Regions from separate parts of the Homo sapiens genome. Here region 2 is linked to region 1. The links are chromatin contacts, found by Hi-C or POLR2A ChIA-PET in ENCODE. All regions are on one chromosome and are shown on one strand. The core of a region is the stretch at or near the end of the contact, and the rest is flanking DNA. Distances in the headings are between cores, read along the strand shown.

Evidence for each region. A loop is a pair of places that touch in the nucleus more often than their neighbours do. ChIA-PET counts read pairs that join two places held with the same protein, here RNA polymerase II (POLR2A). Pooled maps may share reads with other maps.
Region 2: a map of PC-9 shows a loop between it and region 1 (2.3-fold over the local background). The contact joins the promoter of MAGI1-IT1 here to the enhancer-like site in region 1. A Hi-C loop is called at or near these places in 2 of 168 maps with a recorded cell type or tissue (HepG2 and PC-9) and 1 of 50 pooled maps. POLR2A ChIA-PET finds 5 or more read pairs at or near these places in 1 of 52 experiments (WTC11).

The regions. Positions count from the first base shown.
Region 1 is chr3:65,852,049-65,856,381 of GRCh38, reverse strand. All of the region lies in intron 1 of MAGI1 (membrane associated guanylate kinase, WW and PDZ domain containing 1), which reads left to right. Among named protein-coding and RNA genes, the nearest start is that of MAGI1-AS1, 40 kb to the left of the region's middle. Within about 2 kb of position 1,286, at least 5 of the 41 ENCODE cell types and tissues checked have a DNase peak (open chromatin) inside an H3K27ac peak, as active enhancers do; they include PC-9, where a contact is called at or near this core.
Region 2 is chr3:65,952,201-65,956,301 of GRCh38, reverse strand. MAGI1-IT1 (MAGI1 intronic transcript 1) reads left to right here and starts at 1,744. Exons shown (of 3, transcript NR_145422.1): 1 at 1,744-1,862. The region is part of intron 1 of MAGI1 (membrane associated guanylate kinase, WW and PDZ domain containing 1); the gene reads left to right.

The DNA.
Region 1 (4,333 bases), core at 37-2,536:
GGGTATGTTACAGGGTTGTGGGAGGCAGGAATGGATAAGCTGTGCATTTGATTGGTATAGAGAAAGTTATGAGTATACAGGGAGGTAAAACCTGCATTCTACTCTTCTGGAGTCTTCTATTCCCTTTTGCTTTTTCTTCTCCCCAACCCGAGGGCGATGCCTGGACACCCTACCTAGACCTTTACTATCCACTATGGTAGCCATTAGCCATATGTGACTATTTAAATCGAAATATAAGTTAGTTAAAATTAAACATAATAAAATACTCCTCCCACCCAGTCCCTCAGTTGCCATAGTCATATTTCAAATGCTCAGTAGACACATGTAGCAATCATATAGGGCAAAGCAGATCTAAAATACATCCATCATCAAGAAAATTCTGCTGGTCAGTGCTGGACACAGTAAGCTCTGGAAGAGTCCTGTGTTGGTCTAACACCATGTCCTCAGGCCAGAGCCAGGGGTGCCTGGCATGCGAGAAGCTTCCAGTGACTAGCTGTTGCGTAAGTGAGGGAAAGAATGAGTGAGTGGATACACATGAATGAAGGGCTTCATTTCACATTTGCTTGAATTGGCATGGTGCTTTTCCCCACCAGAGCCAATGTATCTATGGGGGTTAATGGGCTATCCGGTGTTGGTTCTTACAAATCTACATGTGCTATCTCCTACTTTCTGATTTTATTTAATTATGTTTTCTTTTCTTTTCCTTTCTTTTCTCTTTTTTTCCTTTCTCTCTCTCTGTTTCTCCCTTCCCCTCCCCTCTCTCCTCCCCATCTCCCGTCTCCTCCAAGGTCTTACTCTGTTGCCCAGGCAGGGATGCAGTGGTCTCATCATTGCTCACTGCAGCCTATAACTCTGGGGCTTAAGTGATCCCCCCTGCCTCAGTCTCTGAGTAGTTAGGATTACTGGTGCAAGCCACTATGCTGGGCCATTTTATTTTATTTTATTTTTAAAGTTACTTTATTTTATTTGTAGAGATGGGGGTCTTAGCTTGCCCAGGCTGGTCTCAGACTCCTGGCCTCAATCAATTCTCCTGCCTTGTCTCCCAAAGTGTTGGGATTACAGGTGTGAGCCATCGCACCAAGCCCTTTCCTCCCATTTCTTTGGTACTGTTTATCTCTTTCTGCGGATCTCAAAGCAAACATTTCACAGGCCTTTTTTTCTCTTGTGGACTCACAAGGCTTCCTGCTTATAATGGCATCTTTTAATGAGCACATCCTGTCTGCTGGTTAGGGTGCTAAGTGCTTCAGGCTGTAAACTCACCCCCGCCCCCCACGGATTTGGGCAGGTTTTTATCAGCCCAGAGTTTAAATAATAATTTTTATGCTTCAGGTGTGGCACACCCTCTGCAGCTGCAGCCAGCACCATCCATCCCCTCTTGCATAATACCCAGCAGATGTTGTACGTAGTTATTTATATTACCTTCCTTGTCCCTGTAGACGTTTGACTTTGCAGCCCTTGATTAGGGGATGCTGTTTACGTTTCCAAGGTGTCATACTTCTCCCTTTGGTTGTGGACTTCTGTGGACTTCTCCCTTTGGTTGTGGTTGTAGGTATTCCCCTTTCAGTAGTGTGACCATCTGTCATGGCTTTGCACCCTGGGAGGTTTGCAGGAACTGCGAGTCATGGTGCTACCAGATGAGCCAGGCCACAGCAGCTCATTTAGGTGACAGAGACTAGCTGTGTTTTTAGGTTTGTGCCTCATTTGCAGAACCCTCTCGTGGGACATTTTATTCAAATTCTTCCAAACAAAACTTCCTTGAGTAGTATTTGTAAGAACAGCATTGAGCTTTTCCATGAACATATTGCAAAGTTATCCATTTTTCAGAAAAGGTGGCTGTTTATTTTAATCACATGGAAATGGTGGTTGTGAAGACGCTGGCATGGGAATTTCTGAGCTTTTGAGGAGAACTCAGGATTTTCATGGAGAGATGGAGGCACATTATTGCCTCATGCACCTATTCTTTCAAAGTTGTATGTACAAAGCACTGTCACATTTACTGGGACAGCAAAATCCTTGAGTGAAAAGGAGAAAGTGTATTGCATGTACTCATGTCTCCTTGTTTCTTTCTGCTACTTCTTTGTTGTGTTTTGTCTTAAATTTGAAACAGGGTCTCACTTTGTTGCCCAGACTCTTCTGAAACGCCTGGCCTCAAGGGATCCTCCCATCTCAGCCTCCTGAGTAGCCGATGCTTTTTTTTTTTTTTTTAAACCTTTAAATAAAAGATTAGAATTTTTACACAGCTAACCTGTTTTTGTCAGGGCAACTTTTTTTTTTGAGACAGAGTCTCGCTCTGTTGCCCAGGCTGGAGTGCAATGGCATGATCTTGGCTCACTGCAACCTCCACCTCCCTGGTTCAAGTGATTCTCCTGCTTCAGCCTGCTGAGTAGCTGGGGCTACAGGTGTGCACCACAACACCCGGCTAATTTTTTTTGTATTTTTAGTGGGGATGAAGTTTCACCATGTTGGCCAGGCTAGTCTCCAACTCCCAACCTCAGGTGATCCACCAGCCTTGGCCTCCCAAAGTGCTGGGATTATAGATGTGAGCCACCACACCTGGCCTGTCGGGGCACTTCTTGATTGAGATAACCACTTTCTCCCTGGAAGGCTTCCATATTGAGTATCAGCAGCAAAATGCATCAAACAGAGAGAAGCATTTTGAAATCATTTAATAAAATATGGTCTTGTGAGGATAGAGACTGCTTTTGTTTCCTTGCATTCAGCTGCCCTTTTTTGGATACGTCTCAGGTTTTACTTACTGATCCAGAAATTCATTGCTTGTCTCCCTAATATTAAGTTAATGGGGAGGTTAGTGTGGGCAGAACTGAGAAATGAATACGTTTTGATACATTCCAACTTCCCAGCAGCTGGTAAAAGCATGGTATGCATTTTAGACTTTTGATATTGAAACATTTGAGGGATGGAACTCGTGTTAAAAATTTCGTCAGCACAAAGTATGCATAGGTGAATGAATTAAGATCTTATCTTTGCCCTACTAGGAATTTACCTATCAATGCATTAAACATGTACTTATAGAACTATTTATATCACACAAGCAAGGTGATGTTTATGGTTTCAGTTGAGCTGTTTACCACATCATGTTGGGTTGGGCTATCATTAATCTGAAGACTTATTTTTAAATCTTGAGTTATGAATTAACAAAGATGCTGCTGATGTGTCCCAGAGTAGAAACCACAATTAATTTTTTTTTTTTTCTTGAGACGGAGTCTCGCTCTGTCGCCCTGGCTGGAGTGCAGTGGCACAAATCTCGGCTCAATGCACTTGGTTCCCGGAGGGAACCTCCACCTCCTGGGTTCAAGCGATTTCCCTGCCTCAGCCTCCCGAGTAGTTGGGACTACAGGCACGTGCCACCATGCCCGGCTAATTTTTTTTTTTTTTTTTTTTGTATTTTTAGTAGATACGGGGTTTCACCGTGTTAGCCAGGATGGTCTCGATCTCCTGACCTCATGATCTGCCCACCTCGGCTTCCGAAAGTGCTGGGATTACAGGTGTGAGCCATGGCGCCCAGCCAAAACCACAAATATTTTCTGATACTTTGCCGATTGCTTAAAATTTGTTGTTGGCCAGGTGCAGTGGCTCACGCCTGTAATCCAAGTACTTTGGGAGGCCTAGGCGGGCAGATCACCTGAGGTCGGGAGTTCGAGACCAGCCTGACCAATGTGGAGAAACCCTGTCTCTACTAAAAATACAAAATTAGCCAGGCGTGGTGGTGCATGGCTGCAATCCCAGCTACTTGGGAGGTTGAGGCAGGACAATCACTTGAACCCGGGAGGCAGAGGTTGCGGTGAGCTGAGATCATGCAGTTGTGCTCCAGCCTGGGCAATAAGAGTGAAACTCTGTCTCAAAAAAAAAAAAAAAAAATTGGTGTCAAGTGTGTCTTCAAACATTTTTATGGTAATGGAGGTGTGTGTATATACGCACGTCTGTCTAGTGTTTACCTACTGGGTAGAGTTTTACATGTTGTTCCACCATCTGAAACACAACGTGAGAGCAATAGTAACAAGCAAGATATGTTTGCTCACTACCCTCCTCTTCCTTTCTGGGGAGGCTCAAAACTGATGCTGGCCAGGTGCAGAGAGCCCATCCTAGACAGCAATGCTACTTCCATCGCCAGCTACCTTGTTACCTTGTGGAAGACACCAGCAGGATAACCTTGGCAAGGATTTCTTCCTTATGATAGGGCCACCAAGGAGGACAGATATAGGTAGTGATGATGCATGAACTTGCTTGGTATTTAGGCTGTTTACAGCCCTACCAGATATCTTCCTGGTTTGACAAGTTTGCCTTGGGCCCACAATTCCTTGAGCCTTCCCAC
Region 2 (4,101 bases), core at 495-2,994, 99 kb before region 1:
AATTCCTCACCGAGTTGGTATGAAGAGCATCAGTCATTCCACCAAAAAGCACTTAGTTCCTGGCCCATAGTTATTATCAAACAGTGAGTCACAGGAAGATGCGGCTAGCTACATTGCTGTAGAATACTCTTATATTTATTTTAGTTTATCTATTTTTAGGGGAAACAAAGTTATTTCACCCAGAGCATTAGACGTCAAAAGTCGATATATCCTTTCTGGAACTGCCTTGTTTGTTTGATGTCCTGGTGTTTTGAAGGCTGGCATGTTTATGGCCGGGCAGAACCATAAACACTCCTTCGGCCCAGGGCTGCCCTGGATTTGTGTATATTTCATACATGGGCAGTGGAGAAGGAAATCATCTTCAGCTTGTGTTTTGACACAGAGAAGTTTTGCTTTTCGTTTATCTACTCTCTGCATCCTCCACCGAAAACAAACAGAACACTCTGGCATGGGTAAATATTGTGACTGGCGGCCTCAGTGGTGTTGTTTTTCCCTTTGCTACAATTGCTGAGAGACTGATGGTGGCATTGTAGAAGATCCATGGTTGTCATTCTGATACTTCAGCCAGAACCATAGCAGTTCTGGAAATGAAAAAGTGAAGTAAAGAAAAATAAGAATTACAAGACAATTTTTTTTTTCCAAGGGAAATTGTAAGGCATTTCAAGGATGGAAAGGCAAAAATGTTATATGGTTTTGCATTTCTTCTCCTAGCAGCGATATTCATCATGCCACCACTCCTGAGCCTTAGAATAGATAGACTCTTCAAAGACAGCTGAGCTTCATTTCAGGTGGGTTCCCTCCGAGCCTTCTCCTGCTTCATTTGCCCTGCTTAGTGAAACTCAGCTAGAATCAAGGTGCAACTGGTCTAGGAGGCTAGGAGAGGTGTAACCACTTACTATGTAGCCACTGAGAGTTTGGCCTGGTGGAATTTCATTTGCAATTAATTACGTTTATTTATTTATTTAGTTTTAAGAGGCAGTGTTGTCCAGGCTGGCCCTGAACTGCTGGGCTCAAGTGATCCTCCTGCTTTGGCCTCCCAAAGTTTTGGGATTACAGGCGTCAGCCACCACACCTGGCCAAGGTTATTTTTTATTAGCTTAAAAAGTTATTTACCTCTAACGTGTTTTCTTCGCTTCCCCCCTCCTCCCTGTCTCTGTGTTTCTCCCCATCTCTCATTCTCTCTTTCTGTCTCTGTCTCTCTCTTTCGGGAAGTTAAGTAAGGGAAGAAAGACCAGATGAGAGAGGTTAAAACTGCTGGGCTCTGATTTCACAAACAGGTAGTCTTTTGCTAACTGCATGATTTTGAGCAAATTCCTTCATTTTTCTAAGTCTCAATTCTTTCATCTCTCAGTGGAGGTAACAGTTGTACCTCTTTTGTTATGAGGGTTATGTTCAGAATGACAAATGTCAGAATTTGCACAAATAGCAACAGCTGCCCTTACCTGGCACTTCCTCAGTGCCAGGCACTGTTCTGAGTACCTGCTTGGTATATATCCCAGCAGCCCTGGGGGTTGGGGCCTGTGGTTTATAGGTGAAGAAACTGAGGCAGAGAGTGTTTAAGAAACTTGACTTAAGATTCCTCCAGCAACAAGTGGCAGAACTGAGATTGGAGTGCGAGGCTGTGTAGTCCAGAGTCGAGGTCCTCTGTCGCAGCACTGCCATTTCCCCGCCGTGCCGCCTGACAACACACCCCGCCCCTCCTCCTTCTCTCTGTAGATAACTATTTCAGTTTGGCATAACTTCCTTTGTAATTTGTAGCAACAAACCTGGGGTCAGACACTCCACTGCCTGTGCATCTTGCCTGTTTCCGGATCCGCCGTGTCACAGACATTTTCTATGTCAGTGCCTATGGCTCTACCCAGGTAAAAAATTAACCACCTTGGCAAGCGCTGCCCATGTCGCTCCTGCTTGCCGGGGCTGGCTTTCTTTCAGAGCAACCCCGTTCTAGCTGGCCTGCTGCCTAGGCCCTGGCTTTCTTTCCCACAAAATAGCTTCTGAAAAAAACTGTGGGAAACAAATGGCTTCAGAGGTTTTTAGAAACAGAAGTGCAAACTCTAACAAATTTCATCTGGCCCAAAAATGTTATTACCCAAAATCTTGAAAATATTTTCTTATAGGATTATTCCCCCAAGGTTGTTAATCTGAGAACGATCCAGGCCTAATAGGCCTGACTTTTTGCCCCCTGATGTTGGAGTCTTGAGTAGTTGAGTGCCGGAGTATGGGGGGTTGGGGTAAAAATATTCCTCTGGAGGAAATGAAGTCATTTTATTTAACATTATAGCTACCACTGGGACTCTATCATTTTAGAAAGGGAATGCCAGTTCACACAGCCAAATGAAGCTTTTAAATTAGTCCAAGAAACCTTTTAAAAGGTAGCACTAGGTTTTCAGTTCCACAAACATTTATTGAGTCTATCTGTCCTAAAGATTTTTGCCATAGTTAAATTTTACCTAACGAACATTGCCTTTCTAGATAAATGTTATTGTAACATTATCTGCTTCTCTCTTTCAGTGGTTGGCATTTTACTTTCGGTGCTACAGAGTGGCAGCAAGCTACACTGTTTCTGTGCTGAGGTTGTTGTCTGAGAGAGATTTATCTGGCCCTGTGAGCCCCGCACAGCAGGGAGACAAACCTTGATTTGTTCAGTGGAGGAAAGAATGTGGCCTTGTACACCTGCCTCCCTGGATACACCTGTAGGGCTGGTTTCCCTGCTGAAACCTCCCTGTGGAGCTCTTGACACTGGTGCAATTGGCTCAGCCCTGGCAACAGTGTCAACAGAAACTGGGCTCGGAGGGACCCAGGTTTCCGTGTCCTTCTCTTGCTGGTTAAATCCCAAGTATGTGTGTAATCGCTCTCAGGCTGGGGAGGTGAAGTTGAAACCTGGCTTATCACTGGGCCTAGATTCTCCTGTAGCATATTTTAGATAAGAGTGGAAAAAATGCCAGGCCCAGCATTAGCTGCCCTGAGACTGAGGAGCTTTGTTTTTCCTCATGAAGGCCTTTGGTTTCGTCTGGAAATCTGCCTGTGAATAGGCCAGAAGGTATAAAGGCAGCTGTCCTTACTTATCTAGTTTTAATTTTTCAGCAAGTGATTTGGAAGCAAGAATGAAGATTTGATCAGAACCTTTGCTCACTTGCAATGAGTAGAGTCTTGTTGCTTGTTTTCGTTTGGCATTGCCCTCCCTTTGAGAACACCATAGGCAGCTGCTCTCTGTTGGAATTCCAATTCTGTGACCTTGGGCAAATTACTTAACCTTTCCCTGAGCCTCAGTTGTCTCATCTGTAAAAGGGGGATAATAATAGTACTTGACTCATAGGTTGTATTAGGGATTGCAGAGTTAGTATTTGTAGTCCTTAGAACAGTATCTGCACATGGTAAGTGTTATGAAAGTGTTTGTCAAGACAAACAACAGGAAATACTTTGTACAGTTAATTATATGAAGTGCCAGTGATATTTATGTGGCTTTTTGTTGTTGTTTGTTTGTTTTTGAGATGAAGTCTCGCTCTGTCGCCGAGGCTGGAGTGCAGTGGCATGATCTTGGCTCACTGCAAGCTCCACCTCCTGGGTTCACGCCATTCTCCTGCCTCAGCCTCCCGAGTAGCTGGGACTACAGGCGCCCGCCACCACGCTTGGCTAATTTTTTGTATCTTTAGTAGAGATGGGGTTTTACTGTTTTAGCCAGGATGATCTTGATCTCCTGATCTCGTGATCCACCCGCCTCGGCCTCCCAAAGTGTTGGGATTACAGGCGCGAGCCACCGTGCCCGGCCTTATGTGGTCTTTCTGGTTGGTAAATATTCTAACACACACAAATTAATCATTAGATCAAAAGAATTGTGTTTTGGTACGTAGTTAAGGTGCTCTTTTCTTTTAAATATACACTCCTTGCTGTTCTTCCTGTTCCCTTTGCAGAGCAAAAGTATCGGAAAAAAACAAGTGCAAGCACTTCCTTCTAATATTGGTTTAGTTGTGGTCAAAAACAGGAATTATGAGTCATGAACACCAAATTGACAGGAATGAGCCAAGGCAAAATTACATCCTAAGGATGGGGGTCATCTTTGACAAACAGACACACAGATTCATCAGGCATTAAAACAGCATT